Regions from separate parts of the Mus musculus genome. Here region 1 is linked to region 2. A link is a loop called in an ENCODE intact Hi-C map of the cell type or tissue named here. Cell type or tissue: left cerebral cortex. All regions are shown on one strand. Each heading gives the region's core, and the rest is flanking DNA. Links, peaks and the distances in the headings are about the cores only. Region 1 overlaps Zfp316 (zinc finger protein 316). Region 2 holds the start of Fscn1 (fascin actin-bundling protein 1).

What was found. Hi-C counts contacts between places; a loop is a spot of excess contacts. Peaks named below come from ENCODE experiments on the same cell type or tissue, not always from the same donor. Only the 100,000 strongest peaks of a DNase experiment are listed, where the experiment ranks them.
Region 1: it touches region 2 in a loop (2.0-fold over the local background); 2 of 42 quality-filtered maps call a loop at or near these places.

The regions. Positions count from the first base shown.
Region 1 is chr5:143,253,914-143,269,094 of GRCm38, reverse strand. Zfp316 (zinc finger protein 316) reads left to right here. Exons shown (of 7, transcript NM_017467.3): 2 at 3,962-4,089; 3 at 4,414-4,802; 4 at 4,953-5,044; 5 at 5,673-5,799; 6 at 6,189-6,302; 7 at 13,530-15,181. The coding sequence starts at 4,439. Among named protein-coding and RNA genes, the nearest start is that of Zfp316, 8.5 kb to the left of the region's middle. In left cerebral cortex, for the core only: no CTCF peak of the experiment used is centred there; DNase peaks (open chromatin) are centred at 4,204, 7,267, 8,122 and 8,641; H3K27ac peaks cover 2,831 bases.
Region 2 is chr5:142,953,045-142,968,225 of GRCm38, reverse strand. Fscn1 (fascin actin-bundling protein 1) reads right to left here and starts at 7,871. Exons shown (of 5, transcript NM_007984.2): 1 at 6,946-7,871. The coding sequence starts at 7,777. In left cerebral cortex, for the core only: a CTCF peak has its summit at 7,867; DNase peaks (open chromatin) are centred at 6,730, 6,926, 7,337, 7,883 and 5 more places; H3K4me3 peaks cover 4,300 bases; H3K27ac peaks cover 4,200 bases.

The DNA of each region.
Region 1 (15,181 bases), core at 3,686-11,685, 300 kb before region 2:
CTGGCTGGGCCAGGGGGCTAGCTGGCCTGGTTGAGGAGCCTGCTCTGGGGGGTCGTGGATGACCTCCAGGGAGCAACCCTGGAGAATAGGGGCTCCGGAAACTGGGCAGATGGTGAGGAGTGTAGTGAACAGGGAAAGACATTCTGGACAAAAAAGGGTCTTAAGTCAGTGGGGCTAGTGAACGGGAATGAAGGTAACTAGCCACAAGTGCGCATGCGCGAGCGTGACCCCACGCAAACATCCTTTACGTGGATCCCCTGGATTTGGGACTTTTCTGGAGTTCCTAACTTTTAACCTTTACGATTGTGTCTCTGCACACTCCTTTCTATGGACAGTGCAGCACCCCGTTCTGAGTGTCTGCAGCGCTGTGCCCTAGGCTCAGGACTTGAGTGGAAAGATGTGTTGAAGTGACACAGTGATTTTTGCCTGATGAAGCCGTGAACTTGACACTGCATTCGAATCCAGGATGAGAGGTTAAGGAGAATGGAGCAGAAAGGCGTTCTAGGGACTGATTGGCAGGAGTGGGGCTAAGAATATCCCAGGAGGAGGGGAACCCCCAGGGCCTGAGTTGCAAGAATATGAACTGACCTTCTCCTGGTCAGACTGGTTTTCAGAGCTTCTGTTCTGAATCTTGGGTCAGAGCACCTGGAGCATCAGGCTTTTCTTGGCTTCTGCCCTGTCTCCCTGTCTTCTCATGGCTTTTTTTGTTTTTTTTTTTTTTTTTTTGTTTTTTGTTTTTTTTTTTTTCGAGACAGGGTTTCTCTGTGTAGCCCTGGCTGTCCTGGAACTCACTCTGTAGACCAGGCTGGCCTCAAACTCAGAAATCCTCCTGCCTCTGCCTCCCAAGTGCGCCACCACCGCCCAGCTAGAGGCTTTTAATAGGCTTTTTTTTTTTCCTTCACTTTTTCCCTTCTTGCTCTGTCCTGACAAGCAACTCAAGGGAGGAAGTAGTTGCTTGGGCTCCCAGTTGAAAGGTACAGCCCATCACGGTGGGAGAGACACGGAGGCCACGCAGAGAGACTGATGCTGGGGCTCAGCCTGCTCTCTCCTTCTCATTCACACCAGGGCCCCAGCCTAGGGGATGGTGCTGCCCATGTTTAGGGTAGATCTTCCCACCTCAGTTAACCTAATCTAGCCACTCCCTCACAGACATTCCAGAGGCATCTTCTCTTTTGTAACTTCAGATCCTGTCAAGTGTGCAACAGTAACCATCACAGGACGGGTGCACAGACTCAATTTTATCCACTGTCCTCTCTGGTGACAGAGACTCTTCATGACTTCTGGGGTGGGTTTTAGTTTGGTGTACCCTTTCCTCAAGCTGTGGCCAGCCTATTGTGGAGTGTGACAGTTGTGCCCTCACAAATATTTTTTTAAAATTCCAGTATCCATGTCATTAACTGTAGATCTCTGGACATGTCTTTAATAAGTACTGGAGTAGCTACTGTGTGTCTGGGATAGGAATTAGGGGGAAAAATTGGGACTCTTCATCATCCCTCAGTTGAATATTCTTCAGTAAAGAAAATGTGCATGCGGCCTTGGAAGAGATGTAGCCAAGGCGATTGCCTCCTCTTCCTCCTCTTTGTGTGCAACATATGTACACAGTTTTGTGTGTGCATGTGTGCATGCAGGTACATACAGTGTGCATGTAGATAACAGGTCAGCATAGCTGTTGGTCACTCTTCATCCTATTATTTGAGGCAGTGTCTCTTTGAACCCTGAGCTTACCAATTCGGATTGCCTGGCCAGCACTGCCCAGGGCTTGGTTTACAGGTAGATAGCACCATGTTCTGCATCGCCCCCCGCCCCCGTCCCCCTCCCTCCATCTGGAGGATTGAATTCAGGTCTCCATGCTAGTGTGGCAAACACTTGAGTTACCTCCCTAGATCCAGCTTTCATCTTTCCTTGGGCCCTTGCATACAGCAGTCTAAGCTTCAGGATGTCTGAAGTCGCTGGCCAAGGTGGTGACCAGACAGGCATTAGTTCTGTGGGTGTCTGGGCTCAGCATGACTCTATAGCCTTAGGCCTGAGTAAGTCCTTCTCTAGGTCTGAGGTAGGTGGTGGTTGGGAAATCGCTCCCATAGTGTTCTCTGTGTTCTCAGTGCCCCTGGGTACTGGCCAGGACGGCATAAGGCAGGCTTGTGTTCTTACCCTTCAGGAGTCTTCCAGTACCAAAGAGCCCTGGAAGGCGTGGGCGCTTCTCTTAGGCCTAGTTTTGTAGCCTCAATCTTTGAGACAGGTGCTTTTAAATCTATAGTGCTCAGGGAACAAGACAAAGGGGACTTTCGGATGTCAAGAGTCCTAGCCTGTGGGTTTGGGGGCAGGGGTGTGGTGGTTGGTGCCGGTAGGAATGATCAGAGAGTCCTAGCTACTGAGATATGGGGTGGAGTTCATTTCGTTTTGTTTTGATTGCTATCTCTCTCTCTCTCTCTCTCTCTCTCTCTCTCTCTCTCTCTCTCTCTCTCTTTCTCTCTCTCTCTGTGTGTGTGTGAGTGTGTGTGTGTGTGTGAGAGAGAGAGAGAGAGAGAGAGAGAGAGAGAGAGTTTGAATAATGTGTGTGGAGGCCTGAAGTCAATGGTAGATGTCTTCAATTGCTGTCCACCTTAGGTTTTTTGAGACAGCGTCTATCACTGAGTTGGCCACCTCGGCTGGCTGGCAAATCCCATGGAACCTCCTGTCTCTGTCTTCACGGTACTGGGATTACTGGCATGTACCTCAGGCCTAGCTTTTACATTCTAAAGAATGAACTCAGGTTGTCACACATGGGAAGCAAGCATGTGACTGACTGAGCCACCTCCCCAGTACCAAAGTCTAGATCTTAATTAAAAACAGTGTATGTGCAAGTGTCTTGCCTCCACATATGTCTGTATGTCTGGTGCCCTCAGAGAAGAGGAAAGGGGATGGAATCCCGGACACTGGAGTTAGAGACGGTTGTGAGCCACCATGCGGGTTCTGGGAATTGAACTAAGGTCCTCTAGAAGAGCAGCCAGTGCTCCAAACTGCTGATCCATCTCTCCAGCCCCTAGAGCATAGGTTTTAAAGATGTCTGAACAGAAGGGATGGGTTAGAGGTGAGCCCAGCCTAAGCAGATTGCTCACGTGTGCCCATGGGAATACGAAGCCCAGTGGTCAGACTGTTCTCATGGCCCTGGGCATCTTTACCTGCCACAGTCTGCTTTTAAGCATCCTGAGGCAATGCTGTCTGCTGGGGGTGGCTCCAGTGTCTGCTGTGGCCTGGCATTTCAGGATCTTTTTGGAACTCAGCATGCATGGGTGGCCTGCCTTGCTTTGCAAAATAGTCCTATTGAGATCTGAGATACTTACAGGATAGGTACTGGGTGGCAGGGTGGTGAAAAGAGACATAGGAATGAATTCATGAAAACCCCAGGGGCTGGTGAAATGGCTCAACAGCTAATGGCACCTGCTGTCAAGCTTCATGACCTGAGTCTGACCCCTGAGACCTGTGTGGTAGGGGAGAACTGATTCCTGGGAGTTGTAGTTCAATCTCCACGTTTGGCATGGCATGCATCACTACTCCACAAATTAAACACCAACCACAAAAACATAAAAAAACAAATACAGCTGCCTCACCCTGGAGTGCCACTGGGCTGTTGGTTGTTTTTTTGTTTGTTTGTTTGTTTGTTGTTTTGTTTTGTTTTGTTTTTTGTAGACAAGGAACACTTTAGTGGCTGTAGGACCTCCGCTCCTATCTCATTAAGCCGGTGGCTTTAGGCTCCAGGCCAGGTGCAGCTAGACTGAGTCTGTGGTATCAGTGGGGAAGCAGGACCCTGTAGGCTCCTGAGGTGTTGACATTCATCCATGTTTATTCTCTGATCCTCCAGCGGGAAGGAGTGTCATATCACGTGTCACCATTGCTGGTCTGGTGATGAGCCAGACTCCATCTTTCTGACTGGGAAGGAGTAATGCATGCTCATGGCCCTCCCTGTCTCGCCCTTGTCTTACAGAAGGGGTTCTGAGAGCTTGTTCCCTCAAAGAGACGAAAACAAGAGCCTTCCCACACCCCGCGAGCCGCATAAGTCCTTGTAGTCGACGGTCCTCCGGCCCGGCCTGGTCCATGTGCACCAAGGGCTGGGTAAGCCTCTTTGCTTTCTGTGTGGGACAGGCTGCCCTTTGTAGATTACACTCACCCTTCAGGAAACATGGATCCCTGGGGCTCTGTTGGCTGCATTCCATGCTCCTGGTCCTGGGTGACTCACCCAGGAACAGGTTGGAGCTCCCGCTAGACACATGGCTGCTGATGAGAGAACAGAAGTCATGTCCCAGAGGCTGGTGGGAAGGAGGGAGCGCCTTAGGTGGTGTTTCTGGGCATGCCAGTTGCACAGCCTGAGAAGGCAGACAGAGCTCAGTCCCCGCTCAGCTCTTGTGGCCTCCCATACAAAGTGCCTCTGTGTTTCAGGCCATACGGAGGCTCTCTCCCAGGGATGATGGCTGCCCTTCAGAGTGCTCCAGACTCCCCAGCTACCCAGCTGGAGCCAGCAGAAGATGGGTCAGAATGTGATGCTGACCCCGAGGAGGAGGAGGAGGAGGAGCAGCAGGAGGAGGAGGATGAAGAAGAGGAGGAAGAGGTAGTAGTAGAAGAAGTGGCCACACCGGTGCAGGAGGTGGCAGAAGTAGAGGTGGAAGCCAACTCAGCAGACAATGGTGGAGGTGATGATGATGATGATGGTGGTGGTGGTGATGATGACGTGGAGGAGGTCCTGGCAGAGGAGCAGACTCTGAGCTTAGGGACCCAGGAGCGGCATAGCAATGGTGGTCATGCCAAGGCACCAGTTCTTCAAGGAAAAGGTAAGAACGGGACCCTGCCGCTGCTGTGGAGGCTGAGAGGCTGGGGCCATGAAGGTGGGATTGGACCCAGATCTGAAGTGTGGGAGGATCCAGGAGCCCCAACCTTCTTGCCAGCCAGGTACCACTGGCTCTAAGCCGTCTTCCTTTTAGCCCTACAGACCTCCCGGGTATCTCCCACTACTCAGGATGAAGATGTGGAGGAAGAAGAGGAAGAGGAAGATGAGGAGCATTTCCTGACCCAGGTGAGCTGCTTTCTGCATATGCAGCTCAGGGCACTGGTCAGCCTTTCTGTCTTCAGTGACCTTGCACCTGAGGTCTCGAGCCCTCTATGGGTGGTGCTTCATCAGTGAGGACAAGGCTTCAGGTTCCAGGCCCAGGGTGGTCCCCCCCTGGTCCCTGTCCCTTCCCAGGCCATCATGTTGTCTCGAGCACTCTAGCTATCGCCCACTCAACTGTGGAAGTCATGGCTGCCCCACCCTCACTCCCACTCAGGTCTAGGGTCTTCTAGAATGACTGTCCCCTTCCTGGGGTCTGTTTTCCTGCTGTTAGGTCAGACGTCAGCACCCACACTCAGTTTGGTTGGTACACCTATTCATCCTAACCCTAGCCAAGGTGTTTGCTGGGAGCAGTTGGCGTGACAGAGAAGGGGCATAAGGGTACTGAGGGCCTCTGCCCTCTCTGCATCTGAGGTCTTCATCTCTGGATAGGAGAGGTCTGAGAGACTGCAGTACCATCTGGGCATGTGTAGTTCCATCAGTGATGGGGTACTTACTGGGCTACATCCCCACCGTGTTTTCCGACCTAATTTCAAATGGGTGTTGGAGGCAGGGCATCCCTTCAGCCTCTCTCCTGGGGCTCTGTGTTCCTTAGGGCCTGGTGACTTTTGAAGATGTGGCCGTGTACTTCTCTTTGGAGGAGTGGGAGAGGCTGGGTGTGGACCAGCGGGATCTGTACCGGGAAGTAATGCAGGAGAACTATGGGATCCTGGTCTCCTTGGGTAAGGAAGGCCCCCAAGGTAGTCTGCTGTGAGGGCTCAGAGGGCTCAGGGTTTTGGGGAAGTCAGCCCATTTTGGCCTCTGGGTGCAGGGGTTCTGAAGTAGGCAGAGCCATGCTGTGAAGCTGTTGGTCCACCGGCCTCCCAACTGTACAGCCCTGGAAGCCTCTGGGTAGGAGCGGAAAGTGTGGGTATCCTGATGGCGAAGGTGTATGGGGTGGGTGTGGAAGGAGAGCTGGGTATGGAAGCAAGGCTTGCAGGGGTGGACGGTAGGATCTCTAAGCATAGGTGGCGGGAAGGGCAGAGAGCAGAGGATTTGAGTGTGGACAGGGATGGCTTGGACCCCATTGGGGACAGCCACCCCTGCAGCTGCCGTCTGTCCTCCTGGGCAGGATACCCAATCCCTAAGCCAGATCTGATCTTCCACCTCGAACAAGGAGAAGAACCTTGGGTTGAAGATGGCCCCCATCCCGAGGAGGGAGATGTCGTCACTGGTGTCTACACGGGTGAGTGAGACACACACCTTGGGGGGGGGTTCTGCTAGCATCATTGCTCAGAGCTGTGCCCACCCAAGTTAGCCTTTACCAAGGAGAGTGCTCGGCAGACCTGTTCGTGGGTCTCTCTGCCTCCCTGATGCAGTTATGCTGATGTGTTGGCGTGTGGAGTGGCCTTGAGGAGGCAGGGAGGCTGCTGTGTGCTAGTCCCTGCTGTCAGCTCCCAAGTCCTCATGGCCCAGCTTCACAGAGGTCTAAGGGCTAGTGTATGTCCTTAGAGAACCTTAGGGGTCTGAGAGGGTTGGTTGGTTGGTTTGTGTTTTGCTTCTTCTTCCTTTATAAATGAGTGGCGTTGACAAACTGGCACAGAAACCTACCAAACTGTCAGAGTGTTTTCCACACTTGGACTACCCGGTTTTCTGGCTTGCCCACCTATTTGGCCATTTCTGCATAAGGTACCCCTCAATCTCTCCACTTCCTCTGAAACCATCCAGCATGGGTTTTCTGAGACCGAGCCCCACTCCTATTGAAGGCTCACCAACTGACGAGGCTGGCTGGCCCATGAACTCCAGGGATCTGCCTGTCTCTGTCCCTCCAGTGTGTGCCGCCATACTAGTGCCCTGCCTCCTGCCACCCCCACCCCTGCCCTGCCCTGGCTCAGGCTCTGCCTGTTCAACTCCCTAAGCTGTACATTGTTCATACGGAGAATAGTCTGAACTAAACCTGTAGATTCCAACCCGAGCATGCTGGCTCCTAGTCACATGGAATATGCCATGGGTTCTGCGAGCCTCATGAGGACGTTGGAGTAATAGAGACCCTTGTCTGAAAGGTGTCTCTCTGGGGACTAGGGTGTCATCAGCTGAGGGTGGAGTTATCATAGATGTATATTAAAACAAGAAGACGGGAAACCTCACTCTGGTAACATGCCTGTGAGTTCTCACACCAGCTGAGAGGCAGCGAGGAATCCAGCCTTCTTCCAGATGAAGCCCCAAAATAGGTAGTGTTCTTGAGGATCCAAGTGGGAGGTACATTCTATTCATGGATACGTCTAGAAAAACCACTTAGAGAGAGCGGGACAACACTGATCAGCCTCTTGAGTGTCGGTTGGAGGGGTGCCCTTGCGTGCCATTCCCTTGAGGGGTCCAGGGGAAGAGTCTGGCCCTTTTCAATGCAGGTGACACCAGGTCACAGGTGCCACATAGTTATGCACCTGAATGGGAATTGGACGCTCTTTAACTCTTTAATTGGAGGTTCTGGTTAACTGGGTCAGCACCTCTGCTATCCATGGCAAGCCATGGTGTTGGGGCTGGTGGCCTGAGATGTCTTTCAGCACAGCCCTGTCTGCAGAGTTATCAGTTGGCAAAGGATCCATGAACATTTTTTTTTTTTTTTTTTTTTGGTTTTTCCAGACAGGGTTTCTCTGTGTCACCCTAGCTGTCCTGGAACTCACTTTGTAGACCAGGCTGGCCTCGAACTCAGAAATCCACCTGCCTCTGCCTCCCAAGTGCTGGGATTAAAGGCGTGTGCCACCACCACCCAGCAATGAACATCTTTTAAATAGTGGTTCCCAACTTTCCCAATGCTGCAACCCTCATGTTGTGGTGACCACAATCATAAAATTATTTCCGTTGCTACTTCATAACTATAATTCTGCTACTGTTATGAATCTGTGTTTTCCAGTGGTCATAAGCAACCCCTGTGAGACAGCTGTTTGACCCTCAAGGGTCATGACTCACAGGTTGAAAACCACTGTTGTAAAGCCTTTTTATCTCAAGCTTGGTGTGTGGGTGCCTTTAAGCCCAGCACTTGGTGTGTGTGTGCGTGCCTTTAAGCCCAGCACTCAAAGGCAAAGGCAGATGAATATGCTTGGGTTTGATGCCAGCCAGGGCTACAAAGTGACACCATGTCTCTAGAAAAAAGAAATCCTAATTGGGGTCAGAGGACAACCTTGGGCACCAGTCCTCAGCTTCCACCTCATTGGCAACAGGGTTTCTGTCCGATTCACCACTCACAGGACCTGCTAGCTGGCGGATGGGCTCTCTGGGATTCTCCTGTCTCTCCACAGGATTAGCGATTAGACTCAGTCACTGTGCCTGGCTTGTCATTGGCACTAGGGATTTGAACTCTGGTCCTCATGCTTGCATGGTGAACACTTTACTCATAGAGCCATCCCTCAGCCCCCAGGCATGTCTGATGTGTCACATGACTGCCCAGAAGGGATCCAGGCGTGATGGCAGGACCAGGGAGGAGCTCTGGCTTAGTGAAGCCTCAGGTCTTCTCAGGTCTTCTTCCCTCTGAGGACAGTGAGTGGCTCCTTGTCTGCCTCTCTTTTTCTCTCTTTATTGTCTCTGCCCAGCAGTGCCAGCTGGGAACTGAGACTGGCCGAGTCTGTCCCTAGGCTGGCTATCTGGGACTTCTAAATTAGTCTTGCGAGACAAGACTCTAATTTTCTTTCCTCTGTCCCTTGTGAGTTCAGCTGTACATGACGCGTGGGCACCTGGCCATGTTCCTTCTCTCAGGTGTTGCCACTTTGTATGTGATACTCAGAGTCCCACTGCCCTTCAGCCTGGTCTCTAGGCATCCCAGCATCCCTGGTCACCACCTTCAACCCTTCACTCCTACATCATCCACACAAGCTCATCCTCCTCACCCAGCTTCCCTCCCAGGGCCCTTGGTCCGTATGCCCACCCCACATGGTCCATCCCAGGGCCCTTGGTCAGTACGCACACCCCACATGGTCCATCCCAGGGCCCTTGGTCTGTATACGCACCCCACATGGTCCTGGAGAGACCCCCTGCTCTAGGCTCAACCATTTCCTGCCTCCAGTCTGACTGGAGAAGGCAGGTCCTGAGTGCTGCTGCCCTGGTTCTCTGTGTCTGCCTGGCCTTATGCCCTGAGACAGATCCTTGCTGCTTCCTTCCCTGGCACTCCAGAGGCTGTGTTGGCTGGAGCAGAACTGGCCCTGTAAGGGCAACCCCCATTCCCTCTGTTGAGGCTTCTGCCCACTTTCCTTTCTTGAATGTGCATGTGTGCAGGTGTGCGTGGAGGCCAGAAGTCAACACCGGGGCTGTCTGCCTTGTTGAGACCGGTTCTTGATGGGATCTGGGGCTTCATGACTAGGCTGGCTGGCCACTGAGCAGGAGGATTCTATCCATGTTCCATGGCCTCCCCTATTCAAGATCACAAGCGTGCTGGGAACTGAACTCGGGGGTTTGTACTTGTGTGGAGTGCCAGGACTTCCCATCTTCCCAGCCCATTTCAGGAAGTGAAGTATAGACAGGAAATACAACACTTAAGGCTGGACCAGTTTAAACAGTAAGACACAGTTACTACAGAAGCATCGAGAAGCCGGGTGGTGGTGGCGCAGGCCTTTAATCCCAGCACTCAGGGGCAGGGGCAGGGGCAGGGGCAGGTAGATTTCTGAGTTTGAAGCCAGCCTGGTCTACAGAGTGAGTTCCAGGACAGCCAGGGCTACACAGAGAAACCCTGTTTTGAAAAACAAACAAACAAATAAACAAAAAAGCATTGAGAATCCAGAACTAGCAAGCAAGCCACAGCTGTGGTGGGGCGTGGGGCATGTCTGGAGCCCCTCATGTGACCCACACTGTCAGCCTGGGGACAGCTGGTATCCATCTGGGCAGACCCAGCAACTCTGTTAATAGTGCTCAGTTCAGCTAAGCAGAAATGAGCACAGGTTCGGGAGAGCCACAGAGGAGAGGTCTCTTGGCCAGGGGCAGTGCATGAACACCATGGCAGGCGGAGTCTGGCCACAGATAGGGTGACTGGAGAGCAACGGTTCTCATCCTGTGGGTGGAGACCTCTTCAGGGTCGAATATCAGATATCCTGTGCATCAGGTATTCACACTATGATTCATGACCACAGCAAAACTCCTCATGAAGTCACAATGAAATAATTTTATCAATGGGGGTCTCCACAACATGAGCAGCTGTAGTAAAGGGTCCTGACATTAGGGAGGTTGAGAACTGCTGCTGCAGAGGGTCTCTTGGTGGGGTTTCACCTAGCCGTGCCCTGGAGGGAACCTGGAGAGTAGAGTCCTCTAGTCCTAGCTGGGGGCCCAAGGGTCTGGAATCCTGTTGTCACCCAGGCCCCTAGGCTGGGTGCAGAGGGAGGGAAGAGCCGAGGGGACTTCTGGCAGAGAGGCTGGCTTAGCACCTAGAACAAAGGGGCGGACAGGTGTCCAGGTGCTGGACGGATGCTCTGATGGGATGAGGGAATGCTTATTCTGCCCAAATCCTTGGGACAAAAGTTATCCAGGAGCAGACCCAGCTCCAGTTAACACTAGGGCCTAGGTCCAAAGAATGGCTGATCTTTTAGAGGCTGCTCACCAGCAGTGGGAGGGCAACCCAGTGCCCATCCCCAGAGAAGGGCTGCCTGCTCCAGACCCATTAGCTTGTCCACAGCTTGGCTTGAAGGGCAGATGTCAGTTAGAGGAGCCGGCTGCCTTCCCAGGCTGTAGTTCAGATGCCTCCCAGGGAGCCCGCAGTGAGGCTGCCAGTTTCTATAGACTTCCACACCATTTGGGTATGCCTCCTCCCTTGGGGACTGTCCCCAATAAGGGAAGGAACTTTCTCTGAGCTCATCTCCAACTGGAGTTGGGGGCAGGTGGCATGAGGCAGGTACAGATCTTATTTGGGGACATCAGGATAACATTGTTAATGGAAGGAAAATGGCAACTTGACTGGGGACCTCTGTGCCTGCAATACCTTGTCAGCATCAATGGTTCTCTACAACTGATATCAGGCTGCCTCCAAGACCACCAGTACCACACCCTATAGCTTTGGAAGGGACTGGTCGCTCAGGGTCCCTGGGGTAAAGGGCCCAGCCTGGCCCATGCAGTCCTCCGAAAATGCAGGAGACTGGAGGCATGTGCCATGGGACGGCCCCTGGGGTGCAGTTCAGTGGAATAAAGCAGTTTGGGGCTTGTAAATCCCCAAACCTGTAAGGCTCATACCGCCAGCCACTATAACAAAGAGGCTGTGACCCAGTGATATTTGCAGAGATGGGGGAGACTGGTAAGAGCCCTCAGTCCTGAGGGCCTCAACTCACTACCTTGGCCCTGGGCTTGTGTTCCCCTCCACTGGCTCCTCTTTTCCCTTACCTTGTGGCCATGCTGTGTAATTTGGCTAGACAGTGGGCTGTGAGCCCCTGTGTCTTCCTGAAGGCCTGCTTCATCACCCTTCACCTACGGTCAGATCCTTGGAGCAAATGTTAGGTGGAGGCAGCCCCACCCCCACTTTACTACTCTGTGGATCTGGGTTTGGCCCTCAAGGTCACCCTGCTGCCCTCCCCACTGCCTTCCAACTAGTCTCATAGCAGGCATGTGTATCCTCACCTGAGGCTTACAGAGACCGGCTCTGTGTGATGTCTGCTCCTGGAGTGGCTGTTACTGGAGATGGCTCTGAGCACACTCTGAAGCAGGAAATGGGGGATCAAAGCTGGTCTCTCTTGGGGTTCCCCTGTCCCAGAAGCCCAGTAGCTTCCTGAGGTATCAGCTTGGGGTAGAGCCAACTCTGACTTCTCCAGGGCTAAGGGGTGGCCTCTACACATCACTGAGCGCAGTGTAGGCCTCATGCTTGCTCTGCGGTGGTCACTGCAGGCCTCTCTCAGGACTGTCCACCCTACAGAGCTGTGTGTAGTGGAGCAGGGTGCAGGGGCTCACCATTCCCAGACTCTGGAGAAGTCCCTGCCCACCCTCTCAGCTCTTGCCAGAACGAGGTTCCTGGAGCATTGCAGACTGGCTCAGAAATCCAGGGATTGTATCTGTTCCTCTGCATTGGCTTCCCTGCCCTACTTGGCTCTGTTAAAAACTAAAGCCTCTCACCACAGCCTAGGGAAGGCCTTCTGATCCGACTGCCAGCTGAGCTTGGCTGTCCTGTGGCCAGCTTCTCCCTGCCCCATGACTGCTCCTGCCTTCCCAGGTTTGGGACGTTGTGGCTGAACAGAGAAGGACATCCAGCCAGCAACAGGGGCTCTCCCTGCCAGTCATGGACACAGGGCCGGACACTTTTCATTACTCTGGTGGCCATATTGGCAGCTGGAGGTAAACTCGGTTTTACAGATATTTCAATTAAAGTCTAAAGTGTGTGTTACCATAACAGTGTTGTTGCAGAACCCATTTCCTTGCCATATGGACAGCGTGCTTAAGTCCTCGCAGCTCTCAGTGGCTTCATGTGTGTGGTACTGGGAATGACAGCTAGAATGCACAACCAGGGCTAATGATGGGGTACTTGACATTAGAAGCCAGCCCTGGTTTTGAGACTTCTTGGCCCAGTCTCTGGCTTCTGTGGTCCCAGCTCACCCAGGCCAGTGGCAGTCTAAATGGGCCAGACCTTTGCCCTCAGAATTAAGTGGGTAGTTGGCTTTTTCTGCCCTACCTGCAAGAGCTCCACCCTTTCAGTTGCTGACATCTGAGGTGGATATGATGAACGGGGTGTGTGTGTGCTTTCTCTCTCTCTCTCTCTCTCTCTCTCTCTCTCTCACACGAGAGAGGTGCTCTGAACACCTCAAAGTGCTGTGTCTCCTGAGTGCGTTGTCAACAGGTTCATTTCATGATCGAGGTGACCCTACAGACCTGATTCTAGAGCCCACAGTTCTCAGGAAGGGCAGTAGGGTGCGTTAGGCTGTGCATCTCAGTGGGAATCACAATACACGCACCCTCGAAGCTGCCCCTGAGTTTCACAAATGGAGAGTTCAGGAAAATGAAGCCTAGGGGTGACCTGTAACAGGGAGGAACTCATGAACCCACATGCACACCTCCTGGGGACTCTTTAAGGTGAGCGCCCACATGGTTCTCCCTGGCTAGCCATTTGTGTTTCTGCTGTAGAAGGGAGCTAACTTGCTAGCCACTGGTAAAGACAAGTAGAGGAGAAATGCTGAAGGTGGGCTTTACAGAGGGCGTCCTCCAGGCTGTGTGCCATGTCTGAGGGCTGCAGGTTTCCCCTCCAGTGCTTTTCCTGCACACAGGAACCTGCTGATAAACTACCTACTGTGCAGTCTCCTATCCTCCACAGACTGAAAGGCCTAAAGGAACCTTTCCTGGTCTTTCCTGGCCTCCATGAAGTTCCTAACTGGTGGGAGGCCAGCAGCTTTCCTGCTGTGGAGCTGCCCAGTGTTGGCTGTGGCATGCACCACACCTGAGTCTGTTCTAACGATTTCAGGATCTGGCTGCCATGTAGGCCTGTTTCCCTGCCATCACCCTTTTCTCTTTTCACCCTCAGGAGCCTGGTTCTGGAACGATGACATAGAGGACCACGAGGAGGAAGATGACGAGGACTTCCTTGCTGAGGTGGCTGAGGAGGAGAATGAGCCCCCGGGGCTATGGTCTGCTGCCTATGGAGTGGGGGATGTGCCTGGGACTTGGGGCCCCGACGACTCGGATTCGGTGCAGACTCCAGAGGGTTGGGGACCCAACCCAGGCAGTCTCGGTATCCTGGCGGAGGAGGTTGAAGCAAAACATTTCCTGTCTGGCCGGGAGCCTGGGGAGAACTTTCTGGTGCCCTGGGCATTTCCCGCAGTGGCTGTCCCCATCGGATGTCCGGAGACCACTTGCGATGTGTGCGGCAAAGTGTTTCCGCACCGTTCCCGCCTGGCCAAGCACCAGCGCTACCACGCAGCGGTCAAGCCCTTCGGCTGCGACGAGTGCGGCAAGGGCTTTGTGTACCGCTCGCACCTGGCCATCCACCAGCGCACCCATACCGGCGAGAAGCCCTTCCCGTGCCCGGACTGCGGCAAGCGCTTCGTCTACAAGTCGCACCTGGTCACGCACCGGCGCATCCACACGGGCGAGCGGCCCTACCGCTGCGTCTTCTGCGGCGCGGGCTTCGGGCGGCGCTCCTACTTGGTGACCCATCAGCGCACGCACACCGGCGAGAGGCCCTACCCATGTCTACACTGCGGCCGTAGCTTCAGCCAGAGCTCAGCGCTCGCCCGCCACCAGGCTGTGCACACCGCTGATCGTCCTCACTGCTGTCCGGACTGCGGCCAGGCCTTCCGCCTGCGCGCCGACTTCCAGCGTCACCGGCGCAGTGGCGGCTGCACGGAACCCAGCAGTGGCGATGGCGCGCGGATGGCTCCCCACGAGGTGGGGATGGCTCCCAATGAGGTGGAGATGGCAGTCGCGGCTGTAGCCACGGTGGAACCTGAGGAACTGGAGGCCGCGCCCGCAGAGACTGAAGAGCCCGAGGCTGGTGTGGCAGATGGAGACACCGAGGCTGAAGCCAGACAGGACGAGCAGGTGGTGGTCGCTCCGGCGGCAGAAGCGACTGTCCCCGACAGCAAGAAGGACCCTGAACCAGACAGACGGTTTCGTGAGATGGGCAACGGCCTGGCTGAGGGCGAAGGGCCTTCCTCGCATCCGTTCGGCTTCCACTTCCCCATGCATCCCAAGTCCTGGCTGCATCCGGACGGTTTCCCCATTCTGGGGTTTCCCGAGTTCTCTGAACGGCTGCAAGCCGATGGACGCCATCTGCCCGGTCCCCTGGGCTCCCCGCTTTCCCTGCAAGGCATGGGGTTGGCTTGCGACCCGTTCCGCAGCGTGGGCCCCGGCGCCGGCGTGGATGGTGGCCTGCGAGCATTCCCGCCCGCTGTCCGCTCCTTGCTGTCGGAGCCCGCGCCTGCGGCGCTGGCGGAGGAGGAGAGCCCGTGGATCTGCTCCGACTGCGGCAAGACGTTCGGGCGGCGCGCGGCGCTGGCCAAGCACCAGCGCTACCACGCGGGTGAGCGGCCGCACCGCTGCGCCGACTGCGGCAAGAGCTTCGTGTACGGCTCGCACCTGGCGCGCCACCGGCGCACGCACACGGGCGAGCGGCCCTTCCCGTGCCCGGAATGCGGCGCTCGCTTCGCCCGCGGCTCGCACCTAGCGGCGCACGTG
Region 2 (15,181 bases), core at 3,942-11,941:
TGAGACTCCACTCCATGCAGACAGACAGACAGACAGACAGACACACAAAGGGCTACAGGCCAGCGAGATGGCTCGTGGGGTAAAAGCAGCTGCTGCCAAACCTACCCACCTGCGTTCGATCCCTAGGTAGAATAGGGCAGGAGAACTGATTCCAAACTGGCACCACTGGGTGTGGGCACCACCCTCCACAGACAAAAATAAAAACAAAAGCAATAGGCTTTTTTTTTTTTTTAAAGAGAAGGTGGGCGTGGTGCTTCATGACTGTCTCTAGCACTCAGGAGGCAGAGGCAGGTGAATCTCATTTGAGTATGGGTGAGTTTGAGGTCACCTTAGTTTACATAATGAGTTCTAGGCCAGTCAGAGCTATATATAAAATAAAATAAAAATAAAATAAAGAGGGGGTCGAAAATATAGCTCAGTGTAAATTGTTTGCCCAGCATGGTGGAAGGCCCTGGAGTCTACCCCTAGTAACACACACACACACACACACACACACACACACACACACACACGCACAGACCACATGTTCCTTTAGAAAACTCCTCCTTTATCCCTGCCCCCACCAGCCACAAACCCTGAATGCTGTCTGAACCTTCTGGCATTTCCCTGCCAGTGGTGGTCCAGTCCAAACAGTGGCTCTCCCTCCTTTCCCTCTCGCTTCTCATTTATTTTCTTTAATTTTTAGAAAGATACGTCTTGTATTGTATGTATCGTGTGTGAACGTCTTGCCTGTGTGTATGAATATGCGCACATGTGCCTGGTGCCCTAAGAGGTCAGGTCGCCTGGAACTGTCATGAGCCACCCTGTGAGAACTAGGTGAATACAAGAACAAGTGGTCCAGAGTGGACAGTGCTGGAGCACACCTTTAACCCAGCATTGGAAGGCAAAGGCAGGCTGATCTCTGAGTTCAAGGCTAGCCTGACCTATAGGTGAGTTCCAGGGTAGCCAGGGCTGCTACACAGATACAAGACAAGACAAGAAGAGAAAAGATAGAGAAAGAGAGAGAGAGAGAGAGAGAGAGAGAGAGAGAGAGAGAGAAAGAAAGAAAGAAAGAAAGAAAGAAAGAAAGAAAGAAAGAAGAAAAGACACCAAAAAGCCAAAACAAACAAAAAACTGTCTGAGCCATGTCTCCATCACCCCCCTCCCTTTTCATTTTTCTTTTCTTTTTTTAAAGATTTATTTATTTTACGTATGTGACTACACTGTCATTCTCCTCAGACACCCCAGAAGAGGGTATTGAATCCCATTACAGATGGTTGTGACCACCAACTGGTTGCTGGGAATTGAACTCAGGACCTCTAGAAGAGTAGCCAGTGCTCTTAACCTCTGAGCTATCTCTCCAGTCTGCTTGTCTTGTTTTGAGAAGGTCTCACAGTGTATCTGGAGCTACCTTTGAAATCAGAGATCCACCTGCCTCTGCCTCAGGAGTTGGAATTACAGGTTTGTTGCATGGCTTTCTAACTTCTTGCTACATAGTAACACTACATGGTTTCCATGTCACATGACCTCACTGAGCCCCAATAAGGTGCCGCTCCCAAGGCTTTGACTCCACCTAGGAGTGGGATCTTGGGTCCTAACAAGATAAACTCATTGTTTCAAGGATCTGGGATTCTAACAATGTCCTCAGCTTGGAAGCAGTGTACACTGCCAGTCTCACAGTTGTCTTCAGGCGTCCTTAGGCAGCAGAACGTGGTATGGGATGGTAGATGCCACCTTCAGCCTTGCCCCTAGGAACTCATCCTTAGTTGACACTACACCCAAGAGTATGCCAGCCAATGCCACCCTGACCCAACCGAGTCTCTATCTGTGTTGTCAATGCCAAAGGCTCTTACCTCTACCTCACAAAGCAGAAGATGGAGCTCAGAGGTGGCTGGCCTTGGCCCAAGGTCACCCTGCAAGACCAAGGGGTCCCTTGACTTCAGGAGTGGGGATGGACAGATGCCTCCCCTTCTAGACATATGGATCAGCAGACATGGCTTCCATGATAGGTCCCCAAGGACCCTGGCCCAGTGCCTCCACAGGATCTACCACTGAAGCACAGAGGAGAGTAGGAGGGCCATCCCAGGCTAGACAGCCACCCCAAGGCCACAGCTCTGGGCTGTAGTCTGTTCAACCTTCTCAGGCAGAAATGGCTCTCCTGCCCCTGGCCCACACTAGGGATGGCTAAATATTAAGAGAACAATTGGCTACACATATACAGGGTGTCACCCACTGTCCCCTCAGCCTACCTGTAATTGACCTGCCACGTGCAGGGACAGCTGAGTTAGCACAGCATACTGGGCAGAAAAGAGCCACACCCAATGCTAGCGAGCCTAAGTGACCCCACCTGATCTAACCGTGCCCACTGCGGGGAATGGAACAGTCAGGGAAAGCCAGAACTGGGACCAGTCAGTCCCAATCTCTCTCTCTCTCTCTCTCTCTCTCCCTCTCTCCCTCTCTCTCTCTCTCTCTCTCTCTCTCTCTCTCTCTCTCTCACACACACACACACACACACACACACACACACACACACACACACTGATAAAGGTAATTAGATTTAAAATGTATTTTTTTTTAAAAAGAAAGAAAAACTGGCTTTGGGGGCGTGGCTCAGTGGTAGAGCCCCTGCCTAGAACCCCCCAGTGAGGGGCTAGGGGCGTGGCTCAGTGGTAGAGCCCCTGCCTAGAACCCCCCAGTGAGGGGCTAGGGGCGTGGCTCAGTGGTAGAGCCCCTGCCTAGAATCCCCCAGTGAGGAGCTGGAGGTGTGGCTCAGTGGTAGAACCCCTGCCTAGAATCCCCCAGTGAGGGGCTGGGGTGTGGCTCAGTGGTAGAGCATGTGTCCTGCACAAAGCCTCAGGTTGTTGGGGTTTTTTGTTTTTTTTTTTTGGTTTTAGAGACAGGGTTTCTCTGTGTAGCCCTGGCTGGCTTCGAACTCAGAAATCCGCCTGCCTCTGCCTCCCAAATGCTGGGATTAAAGGCGTGCACCACCACCGCCCAGGCCTCAGGTTTTATCCCCACATTCCCACAAATAAAAACCCCACTAAGAGATGGTGGCACACGCCTTTAATCCCAGCACTTGAGGCCAGCCTGGTCTACATAGTTCCAGAACAGCCAGGACTACACAGAGAAACCCTGCCTGAAAGAAAGAAAAGAAAAGAAAAGAAAAGAAAAGAAAAGAAAAGAAAAGAAAAGAAAAGAAAAGAAAAGAAAAGAAAAGCCACTCCCAGCCACTCCGGCAACCATCAAGTGGAGGCCAGAAGCCTGTGGTGACCTATGCCTGTCATCGCCGCACCCTGGAGACTGAGGCAGGAGGATGGAGAGTTGGAAGCCAGATGGGCTACAAGACAAAAACTACAACTAAAGTGGGTGGACTAAAGGAGTCGGAGTTTCCCAGCATGCTAGCTTCCCTCACACAAAGGAGAGGCCCTGGCCCAAGATGTCATGCGCACTGAGTTCAAGACAGCACAGTGCTGTGGACATACACCAACCTTCAACCTCCCAGTACCTCTGAAAAATGAGACGTCCAGACAGAGAACAAAAAGGGCCTCACCATGTGGGTCTCATCTCCAGGTACTGGAACAAAGGGGCCTGTGCAACCACTTTTTAATAAAGAGGCCACCAAGGCACCAAAGGTGGACTCCAGGCACCCTTCGGGGAATGTCTTCTCCGCTCTCTGCCTCAGTTTCCCTCCCTTGCCAAAAAGAATCGCCTCTCAATTCTGTTGGGACCGTGAAAGGACGTGAGGGCCTGTTGCCAAGGAGATGGTGGGCCCTCCCACCTCAGCCGGAAAGGGAAGTTAGCCCCCTTCCAGAATGGGCCCTCTAAGGCTCAGCCAGGGGGAAAGGCCCCACTTGGCCTTGGAATCATATTGGAGCTGCGTTGCTATGGTAACAGGTTTTCTGTGGGATTTTTTTTTTTTTTCAGCAGCAGCAGCACAGAAAACCTGAGTCACTGGCTCCTAGGAGCCCACGGAGGGGGCGTGGCTGTCTTCCAGCTTCCTAGGCGTCTCTGCGGTGACTCAGAGGGTCCTCTAACCCGCAACCCCCTTCCTGGGCTTAGCTGTTTGCCAGACTCCCTAGCGTTGTTGTTCGAAATAAGCAATCCTCACAACCCAGAAGGCGGCTTAGTTTAGAACCCTCCAGGACTTCACCGCCCAAAGTCGTACAGTGCTCAAAACTAAGCCATTCCTCGACCCAAGAGGGAAGCCGTCAAAAGGATACCCTACAAAGCCCAGCCTCACCTGTCACTCATTCTTAGCCAGCCGCCCTAGAAATGATGGGGACAAAATTCTTTGAAAGCATTAGAACCCAACAAGTAAGCCAGGGTGGGCAGTGTGGGGAGACATAGCACGGGGTCTCCTTGAGCCAGCAGGGGCTTGGGAGGGTCATGAGAAGCAAGGAGGAAAAGACCCTACCCACTACCCCCCATCCTACTCTCATAGGATCTCCACCTCCCAGGAAGATCCTGGCTCAATGTACCTCTGTGCTTTCAGATGGGGAAACTGAGGCCAGGAAGCCGGAAGCAGCAAATCTGCATGGAAGATTCACAACCCCAGACCAGATTGAGCCTTCCCTCTCCCTACTCCTGGCTAGCAGTTCAACACGTGTTTCCCCGAAGCCCAGCCCCGCCTCCCTGCCACGCAAGCCTGCCCAAAATGGCCTCCCCGGCACACCCACCCAACAGCTCACCCTCAAAAAGCCGGGGGAGGAGTTGGCTGACTTGGGAATGAGACTTGGACCCAGACATAGGAGGGCAGAAGAGGTCTGACTGTGTGTGACCCCAAGTTCCCATCAGATTCTCACCCCTTCAATTCCCGCCCCCTCCTGCCGCATCAGTGTGAATCATGCACAATCATGGCACCCTCAGAAAAGGGTACCTGTCCAGGCTCGCAAAACACACCCTCTAGCTCCTTTCAGGCCCCAAGGGCCCAAGTCACCTGTGCCTTGCCTAACCTTCCCCAGGGCACAAGCCTCGGCCACAGCTCTGTAAGCAGAGAGCTGGTCTCTCTAGGCTCTGGAGTACTCGTCATCTGCAGGATTCCCTCCAATCCCAGCCTTCCTCCTAGCTATGCAGGGCTTCTCTATTTGCAACTCCCTGCCTCCGGGCCTTTGCTGAGGCCCCTGCCTGCAAAACCAGTCCATAAACTTGGTGCATGCTCATTTCTATTCACTCTCCTGGGGCAGCTCCTGGGTCCTCAGAAGGGACCCCAGATCTTTATAATCTACTACCCCGATCCTGTACCCCCAATCTTCTGCTTTACATACCAGTCACATTCCCAAGAGACGTTTACCGCAGCTCGTATCTCAATGTTTGCTAAACAGGTGGGAACTCTGACCCCCTCGCCCAGCACTGTGAAACAAGAGAGGCCATGGTTCATTGGTGTGTGTGTGTGTGTGTGTGTGTGTGTGTGTGTGTGTGTATAATGAGAGAACATTCTGGCATCAAGTACACCCAGTTCAGCATGGTGCTGACTTACTGTGTAACAGTAAGCAAATGGTCGCACTTTTCTGAGCGTTATTCAGCCAAACTCAAGCAGGCCCCACCCAAGGCTTTGCCCTCTGCATTGGGGGAGGGGGGTCTTCCTCCCCACAGACTGGCTCCCATCCAGCTATCTCCAAAGCCTGGGGTTCAGTTTCCCAACCAAGGAAGCGAGATCTCACAAGCCCCTACCAGCAGGCAGCAAAGACCCTTTGAAGAGTCGGGGGTACGCCAGAAAGGAGGCGCCTACTTGTACCATGCCCATGCCGGTCGGAAATGGCCTGCCAGCCTGCTGGAGGCCCTGGATGGGGACAAATAGAGCTGCAAACGGTTGTTCCCAGCCAGAGAGGCCTTGGGGACCGGTTCACTCGAGAGTAGAGGCTTTTGGAGGGACACTCCGCCGAGTGCCGGACCGCAAGGCGTGCATAGGAGGGCAGGGAGGGCGCCTGGCGCGCAGCCACCCGCGCCACGCCGCCTGCCAGCCGGGGTGCGAAGGAAGAGCCAGGCGGCTTCACTCCGCGCCTTCTCAATGAACCCTGGACCAGGGACAACGCCTGGAGGGTTGGGGGTGGCTCTTCCGCAGAGGGACCCGCCTAAGCCGATCCCCTCCCCCAGCTCCGCCGCATCTGGTTTTCCCATCTGCAGAGCCTTAGCAGGACAAAGGGGACGAGGGAGGGCCCAGCCGTGGCGACCCGCCCCCCTGCTCACAAAGGCCGCGGCCCGGAGCGCCAGGCCTTAGCGAGGGGAGATGGAGTGGGGGAGGGGAAGCCCCTACGGACAACCCCACCACCACCAAGAGTCGCAGGGCCGACCCCGCCCAGCACACCCCGCCGGGATCAAAAGCCCCTCCAACCTCCTCTATCTCGCCATTTAAGGCGGGGAGGGCAGGGGTGACTGTCCCCTGGCCCTCCAGCCAAAGGCCCGCGAAACGGGAGAGGACGCACGAGGAAATGAACAAGGGGGGGTGTAGGGGGAACCCTTCCTCTCCAAGACCTGGGACAGCCTATCCTAAAGAATCGGCTCATGAATGGGGATGGCTCAGACTGGGAAGGAAGAGGAAACGGAGAAGATCTAAGCTAGGTCTATGGAGTCCCACGCCCCCAGCCGGGGGGGGGGGGGGTGGTGGTGGACAGTATTGCTTTAGAATGTGTTAGGCCTTACCCACTTCCCCACGTCACCTTCTCCCAGCAGAAGAAGCCTACGTCCTGAACAGAGGGGTGGTACATGCCTTTATTCCCAGCACAAGAGACAGGAAGGAAGATTTCTGCGAGTTCGGGGCCAGCCCAGTCTACATAGCGAGTTCCAGGATAGCCAAGGCTATCTGGTGAGATCAGATCTTTCAAAATAGAAGCCCACCTCCTCATGGCGGAGCCCAGAGGCCTGTGAGCCTAAAGGGAGCCCAGGAGGAAATAGGGAAATAGAAGGAGTGCAGAGATGCTTTTGTGCACTGGGTCAGGACCCAAGGGAGGGGACATGTCCCCAACTCACCCTGGCGCGTGGACACGTTCCTCTCGTTGGCCGCCTGCAGCACCACCTGAGCGCAGCTCTGTTCCAGGGCGAAGAGCTCATCTTTGCCCACCTTGGTGGCCTTGCCAGCCTTGAGGGTGCCGCTGGGCCCGGACGGAGCCAGGTAGCGACCTTCGCAGTCGCGAAAGGCCACCTTGCCGGAGCGGAACTCCAGCGTGAAGCCCGTGGCGGGCTCCGGCCGTGCCACAAGGCGCCCGTCGTGGCGCAGGAAGCGGTGGTCGGACGTCTGCACACTGTAGCGTTGGTCCTGGAAGGCCAAGGTGATGAGCGAGTCGACGCCCCAAGGCACGTCGCGGTCTACCGCGATCTCGTCGGCCGGCCGCGCGCTCAGATGCGCGTAGCGCTTGCGGGTAACGCTGTAGATGTTAACCTGCGGGTGCATGGCGATGTGCACGCTCCACTTCTCGGCCGGCGACACGCTCTGCGCGAAGCAGGACAGGCGGTCCTCGGTGCCGCCAAAGTAGCGCCGGTGAGCCTCGGACTGCAGCGACCAGCGGCCGTCGTCGTGCGCCACGACGAGAAAGCGGCAGTCGCCGTCGGGCACCTCGCGCTCGCAGGTCACGTTGCCGTCCTTGTCGGCGGCCAGGTAGCGACCCAGGTGGCTGCGCAGACACACGGCCGCGCTGCCCGCCTCATCGGGAGGTTGCTCCAGCGTCCAGATCTGCTTCTTTTTCAAGCTACTAGCGGATGCGTTCACCTTGAACCCGAACGCCTCGGCTGTCAGGTACTTGTTGCCGCAGCTGATGAGCCCGAACTGAATCTGCACAGCCTCTGCCGTGCCGTTGGCGGTCATGGTGGCGGAGGGCGGCCCGGTGGCCCCGGGAGCTTGGATAGCTGTGCCCGACCTCCTTTGTTCAACACGGCTTAGCCCGCTGCAGTTCTCCACAAAGCCAGCCCGGCGGCGCCCAGGGTTTTATAGGAGGATGACGTCACCGTGGCCACGCCCCTACCCGGGCCTGCCGGGGAGGGGGCTCTGCAGCGCGCGCCCGGTCCCCTGCGCTTCCCCGGAGTGTTTTTCTGGGGTTTAAGACCGGGTTTCACTCTGTAACTCAGACTAGGCTTGAAGTATCTGTGTGGCTCAGGCTGGACTCGAACTCATAGCAGTCCTTCTGCCTCTGGCCCGTTCGTGTTTGCTAGTCCATTTAACTGTTCCTCCACAGTCGTGCTCTGCAGTAGTTGGCTGATCTCCAACTTTCTCCTGCTCTCTGAGGCCATCCTGAAACACCCCTACCCCCAAACCCAGTCGATGGGAAGGACCAGGTTTAAGATAATGATCCCTTCAGGATGGAGGGAGGGTCCAGGGTGTACCAGGAAGTAGCCTTAGAGCCGGTCCTTGAAGAAGCCAGAGACGCCAGAAGGGTCTGGGGTAGAAAGGAGGTTAATTTCTAGAGAGGCGCATGCAGAGCCCTACCTGCCCCGCCCGCCTCAGGGTTTTTCAAGGCCTTGTAGCCTGGGCCTCCTGAGCAGAAACCGAGATTTCTATTCCCGGGTCAGCATAGAGTACAGCCACCTTGCTGACTCTAAATAAATTGTGGTAACTGTGGCCCAAGTCAGTGGCCCACAAAAGTCCCTACTGTGGTGATGCTCAAGCCCCGGGGTGCTGGTCTACCAGGAAGCAGGGTAGGTAAGGCAGGAATAGTGGTCTCTGTTTATGAAGACATCAGAAAAGCAGGTCAGCTCCCTAGAATGGCACAGCCCCAATGTACCTCCTAACTGCAGCCCCTCAGGGTTCCAGACCAGAGGGACATTCCCACAAACACCACCTCCCACCTCCCACCACACACCACCCCACGTAAGAACACTTCCCTTTGAGTTTCTGGAGGACTGAGACTTCTCCTGGGACATTCCCCACATGCCAGGCAGGCCCCTGGAATGCTGGCCCTACCCCAGGCTGCCCACAAGATCTGGGCCCCTGGCCCTTCCCAGCCACAGGCTGGGCAGGGTACTGAAACTGACCAGTCTTCACGGTGATCTGTGTCCAAACGCATCTCTGTCCCAGGCAAACCCCTCCAGCGACCATCAAAGGGGAAGGGGAGATGGCATGGCTTTCCCATCATCAAAGGTCAGTCCTGACAAGTCCCTAGAATCCTTGCTGGGACATCTAGTTCCTCCCTTAGAGGTCACAGGAAAGGTCACCAAGTTCGCGGCCGATAGCCAGCCATCCTCTCCTGCTGTGGGACTTTGCACAGGTTACTCTCACTCTCTGAGCTCTCCTTCCTCTGTAATAAAGACACATATTCCTGGGTACAGTGAGTCACACTTGTAATTCCAGAACTTGAGAAGCAGGGACAGGAGGATTGCTTTGAGTTTAAGACCAGCCTTGAGGGAGCAGGTCAGAAGACTGGAAGCAGTAACAGCCAAAACCCGATACTGAGGGTGCCCTCTCTGCCATCCGGTACTCTGTTCAAACCTGTTTAACCCAGAGCATCGCATCGTGGGCAGAATCGGACAAGTTGGCCTCATTACACACCAGGCTGTTAAGGTTAAGTCAATGCTGCTATGTGTCAGGGCTCCGTGAACGCTCTGTATTGATTAGTCACTGAACTTCACGTCAGGGCATGGGCGTGCTGGCCATCCGAGAGCTTTAGGCTTAAGCTATGGGGGATGCCTGGGTGTGGTAAGGCAAACGCCAGCACACCAGAGGTAAAGGCCGGAGAACCGACAACACAAGGTCATCCTAGGCCTCTGAGATGACCTTGAATGCCAGGCCAGCCTAAGCTATATGAAACCTTGCCTCAAAAACCCAAAGCTGGGAGCTCGGAGGGTAAAGGCACGCTCCCGGGCTGAGGGGCTGAATTTAGTCTCTAGACCATCATGATGGAAGGCAAAACCAACTCCCTTAAGTTGTCCACTGACCCTTCCCATACTGCCCCCTCTCACTTCATGTACACACACACACACACACACACGTAAATGCAAAAGAAAGGCCAGTTGTGCAAGCATGACCTCACCTATAAAGCCAGGCCTGTGGTGCACATCGAAAAGCCCACCCTGAGCGGTCGGCTCAGTCAAATCACTGAACTCAGCTTCAGTACGAGGGACTCAAATCTAAGGTGGGGCTCAGCAGTGAGCGAGCTCCTCTCAAGCACCCTAGTTCAGTTCTCAGCACCCGTGGGGGCTCACAACCACCTCTAACTCCAGTTCCCAGAGATCCAACAGTCTCTCCTGGCCTCCTCAAATCCCTGCACCCACAAATCTTTTTAGAATTTTAAACTGGGTGGTAGTGGTGCACACCTTTAATCCCAGTACTCTGAAGGCAAAGGCAGGTCTATCTCTGAGTTTGATGCCGGCCTGGTCTACAGAGCAAATTCCAAGATAACTGGACCTACATAGTGAGACCCTGTGTTAACAACGGAGGAGCTAGTCAACGAGATGTCTCAAGCAAGCGAAAGCGCTGGATCCAGGTCTTAGACCCACACAGAGGGAGAGAAGTGACAGCCACAAGTTGTTCTCTGACCTCCACACATGTGCTGTGGTGTACAGTGCCCACAGCCGCTCACACACAGACAATAAAACTAAGGTGGAGAGCTCTGGAGAAAGTTACCCATCACTAACCTCTGGCCTATACATACATGCTCACATGTATACACACACACACACACACTCATGCACATACATATACACACATGCTCACACACATGCACATAGTACACACACACACACACAAGCAAACACACGTGCACACATACACACATTGAAAGACAGTTGTGGAAGGAAACCACAGAAAGGCTCTTTGGGTTTTCCCTTAAGATGAGTTTGGGTCCAGCACTCAGAACAGAGGCTTAAATGTTGGGGGACTTCCATCTGGCTCTGGGTGAGATCATCTGTGGAGAATTGAGGTTCATCTCAGCAGAACCGAAGCCTTCATTGTTCTCATTTCATGTGCAGTCCTTGGGAACAGATAATACACCCACAGCCACACAGTTCAAATACAAAGGATGAAGCAGCCTTCACCCTCCCGCCTCCACCAGCAGCTAGAGATCTTCCAGGTGTTCTTTAAATGGAGACAAGCAAACATGGATACACATTCAACCTCACTGATGGTTTTGTTTGTTTTGTGATGTTTTCAATGAAAGTCATGGCCTTGAACATCTTAGGTGAGCAGTCTGTTACTGAGCCACACCCCAGCCCGTCAATGGGGGATTCTAGGCAGGGGCTCTACCACTGAGCCACGTCCCAGCCCCTCCCTGGGGGATTCTAGGCAGGGGCTCTACCACTGAGCCACGCCCCCAGCCCCTCACTGGGGGATTCTAGGCACTGAGTCACACCCCAGCCCCTCACTGAGGGAATCTAGACAAGCACTCTCCAGCTGAGTTACCACCTCATGTTTTGCTGTTTTGCTCTTGGTTTTATGAGAAAGGCTCACATAAGCCAAAGCTGCATAGGAACTCCTGATTTCCTCTTTCAGCCTTCCAAGTGCTGGGATTATAGGCAAGCACCACCTCCCCCAGCTATGTAGTTAGTTGTTTTGTCTTGCCTTCTCCTCCTCCTCTTCCTCCTCTACCTTTTTTCTTTTTTTTTTTTTTAAGATTTATTTATTTACTATATGTAAGTACACTGTAGCTGTCTCCAGACACTCCAGAAGAGAGCGTCAGATCTCATTATAGATGGTTGTGAGCCACCATGTGGTTGCTGGGATTTGAACTCGGGACCTTCGGAAGAGCAGTCAGTGCTCTTAACCACTGAGCCATCTCTCCAGCCCCTACCTTTTTTTCTTGAGGGAAAGTTTTGCTATGTAATCCTGGCTGGACTTGAACTCAGAGACTAAAGGCGCGTGCCACCAAGCCTGGCCACACCTGTTTTTCCCCTTGGGTTCCAGGTCTTGGGCTTCGGCTGTAAGTGCTTACTGTCCCACCTTCCCTCCCTATGTCTTGGTGCCCATTCTTCTCTTCCTTAGAAACAGTAGCTCCCTCATTCCTTTCCAAAACAGCATGATATTCGGATCCATAGAGTCATACAGTTAGCGCACTCGAACCCGACTTGCCCATCAGTGAGCCTTTCAATCACCAACCTCAATGCTTTTCAATTTTCTATGCTTAGATCTGTACCAAATACACACACACACACACACACACACACACAGAGGCGTGTATGCACGTATACAGAATGCCTCTGCCTCTGGTGACAGGAAGGTCCCTCCATGCTCTGCTCTGAGCAAACATGGGGGATATAAGCATTTGCTCTAGATGGGGTGAAGGCTTGGGGTGAGACCTCTCTGGTAAGCTCCTGAGAAAGGAAAGGAGGTGCCGTTATGGACTGGAATTCTGCAGTTGGCTGAGTCTGGTAACCATTGAGCTTCGGTTGGGAGTGGGCTGTTATCATTGTCGCTGCTGTGTCTCTGCCCCTGTTGTAGGCACACTTAATAAAGAGCCGCACAGAGCTCCAGCCTGCTCTGTGTCACACCTTCCCCAAGTGTCCCCTGAGTCCTCGGAGGGATGAGCTACACCTGTACACATCACGAGGTCTCCTCTTCGGCCCTGCCCCAGGTCCCTGTGGGGAAAGATGGGGACATGGACACTGTGTCCCTGGATCCCCTGGGGACCCAAGTGCCACCTGATCCCTGCTGAGATGAGGGTGCAGCACAAAACAGAACAGTTAGCGGAGGTCAGGCCTGAGTCGCTCCTGGCTGGATGCCTTGCCTGGCGCTTGCACCAGACAGGAAATAAGGCCACAGGATAGGCTGCCCTGCTCCCCAACTTAGTTCCCTGAAGGAGGACTCCTGGAGTGTCCCCAGAATCTCCATGATCTCCATGCAGAACAGGGACTTCCAAAGGAACCAGTAGTGACTCCCTGGGCTACACAGTTCACCCACCCATCCCCCATATCCCAAGATTTTTTTTTTACTTTTTTTTTTTTTTTTGTAATGGCATCTGTGTAGCCCAGGCTAGCTCCATAGACTTACTATGTTGCTGAGGATGCCCTTGAACTCCTGATCCTCCTGCTGAGATGTCAGGGATGCGCAACAGATAACAAGTCTCCACTGCAGCTTGATGGGCACCCCCTTATCCCTCCAACTTTTCAGTCTCTCACCTCTTGGCTTTCCTGGAAACCTCATTTACACTTCTCAGGAACTCCCAGCTGCTGGGAAGAGCAAGGTTGTGTCAACTTTGTACTGCTACTATAGCAGAAGACACAGAAGGCCTGGCCTGAGAGGCTGTCCCAGGAGGATGGCTCAGTAGGGCTGTTCACGGTTGCATGAGATCTTGTCCTAGCGGCACCTCAGTTTCCCCTGCTCTCAACCAGACATCAGTGCTAGGCAGCTGGAGAGAGGCAGAAGCAGGCAAATTTCCAGCCACCAAATGAGAAGCTGGGCTTAAGTTTCACGGTGATGGCAGGGACCTTTAACCCAGCACTAGGGAGGCAGAGGGTCTCTGAGTTCAAGGACAGCCTGGTATACAGAGTTCCAGGATAGCCAGGGTTCCACAGAGAAACTCTGTGTTGAAAAACAGCAAAACAAAACCAAAAAACAAACAAACAAACAAACAAAAAACCTGGGCATGACATAGGACGGACCTGAAATCTCAGAAACTGTTGGGTAGAAGAAAGAAACTGAGAAATTCAAAGCAAGCCTTAGCTGTATTGTGCATGAACGGTCAGCCTTGTGTACATGAGACCTTAATTCAAAGGAGCAAATAAGAGCTGGGCGTGTGGCACATGCCTTTAATCCCAGTACTGGGGGTGGGGTTGGGGACAGAGGCAGGCAGATTTCTGAGTTCGAGGCCAGCCTGGTCTACAAAGTGAGTTCCAGGACAGCCAGGGCTACACAGAGAAACCCTGTCTAGAAAAAAAAAAAAAAAAAAAAAAGAGCAAATAAGTCAGCCAGCAGGGAAGAGCACTCACCATCAGGCTTGCCGACCTTGGTTCCTGGGACCCATTTGTAGTAAATAAGTAAGAATGTAAAAGAAAGCATATTGAATATGGCTGACGATGTGGCCCAGTTGATAGTGAAATCCTGGATTCTAACCACAGAACCTCCTAAGCCAGGCGTGGTGGCACAAACCTGTAATCCCAGCACTCACGAGGTAGAGACAGGAGGACCTGAAGTTCAAGACCATCCTCTGCTATGAAATGTGGTAAGGCTAGCCTGGGCTACTTTAAGTCCTGCCTCAAGTACGCATGTAGGTACATCCATACATACATACACATCAGTTGATAGATACATAGATCAATGGATTGATATCTACATAGTTAAATAGATCAATTTATTATTAGATACATAGACACAAAGATAGATAGATAGATAGATAGATAGATAGATAGATAGATAGATAGATAGAAAAAAGTACCATGTGTATACACACACACACACACACACACACTACTGTAGCTGGCCAGACAGCTCAGAACTAGCTTCCCTGCAGACCACACAGCTTTCTGTGGTTCAAGCCCTCAATAAAGGGGCAGCCTCGTGAACCGGAGGCCATGAATAGCCTCTTTGTGGCTCTGTGGTCACCTGCTCTAAGGGCCCCTCAGGGCAGCCTGGTACCACTGGCACCACTTGCCCATCAGAGCTTAGGAAGTAGGAGGACCCACGTCCTGCCTGGCTGAGCCCCCACTAGCCCCAGGCCCAGCTGGGTGTTGCCCCCAGGCCCTGAGTTACTCTCCGCCTGCCTCCCTCTGACCAAGAGGGTAGACCAGGCTGTTACCACCACTGCTGTCTCCACTAACAACGGACCTACGCATTCTCTGCCTTCCAGGAAACTGAGGCCTAGACACAACAAACGGGACATGGCCCAGAGTTTTCAGGCCTGGTGGCTCTTACAAAACATGGGTTTGGAAAGCTGTATCTGTGGCTCAAGAATTCAGAGTCCTGCCTGTCCTTTAGAGGATCCAAGTTAGATTCCCAGAAGCCACAAGTTCATTTTCTGTAACTCCAGTTCTACGGGATTTGATGTCCTCTTCTGACCTCCGAAAGTACCCGGCATGTATATGCTACACAGGTAGATATTCATGCAGGTGAAATACCCATACACACAGAATAAATAAAATTTAACAACCACCACCACAGCAAAATATGGTTTGGGTTTTGTTAGTTTTTGTTTGCTGTGGTGTGTGTGTGTGCACACTTGCCCGTGCATCAACCTTGGGTGTCTTTCCTCGGTTGTCACCTGCTTGCATTGATTTGACAGGCTGTCTCCCCAGACCTAGAGCTCATAGATAGGACAGGCTGGCGAATCCCGGAGATGTATTCACCTGC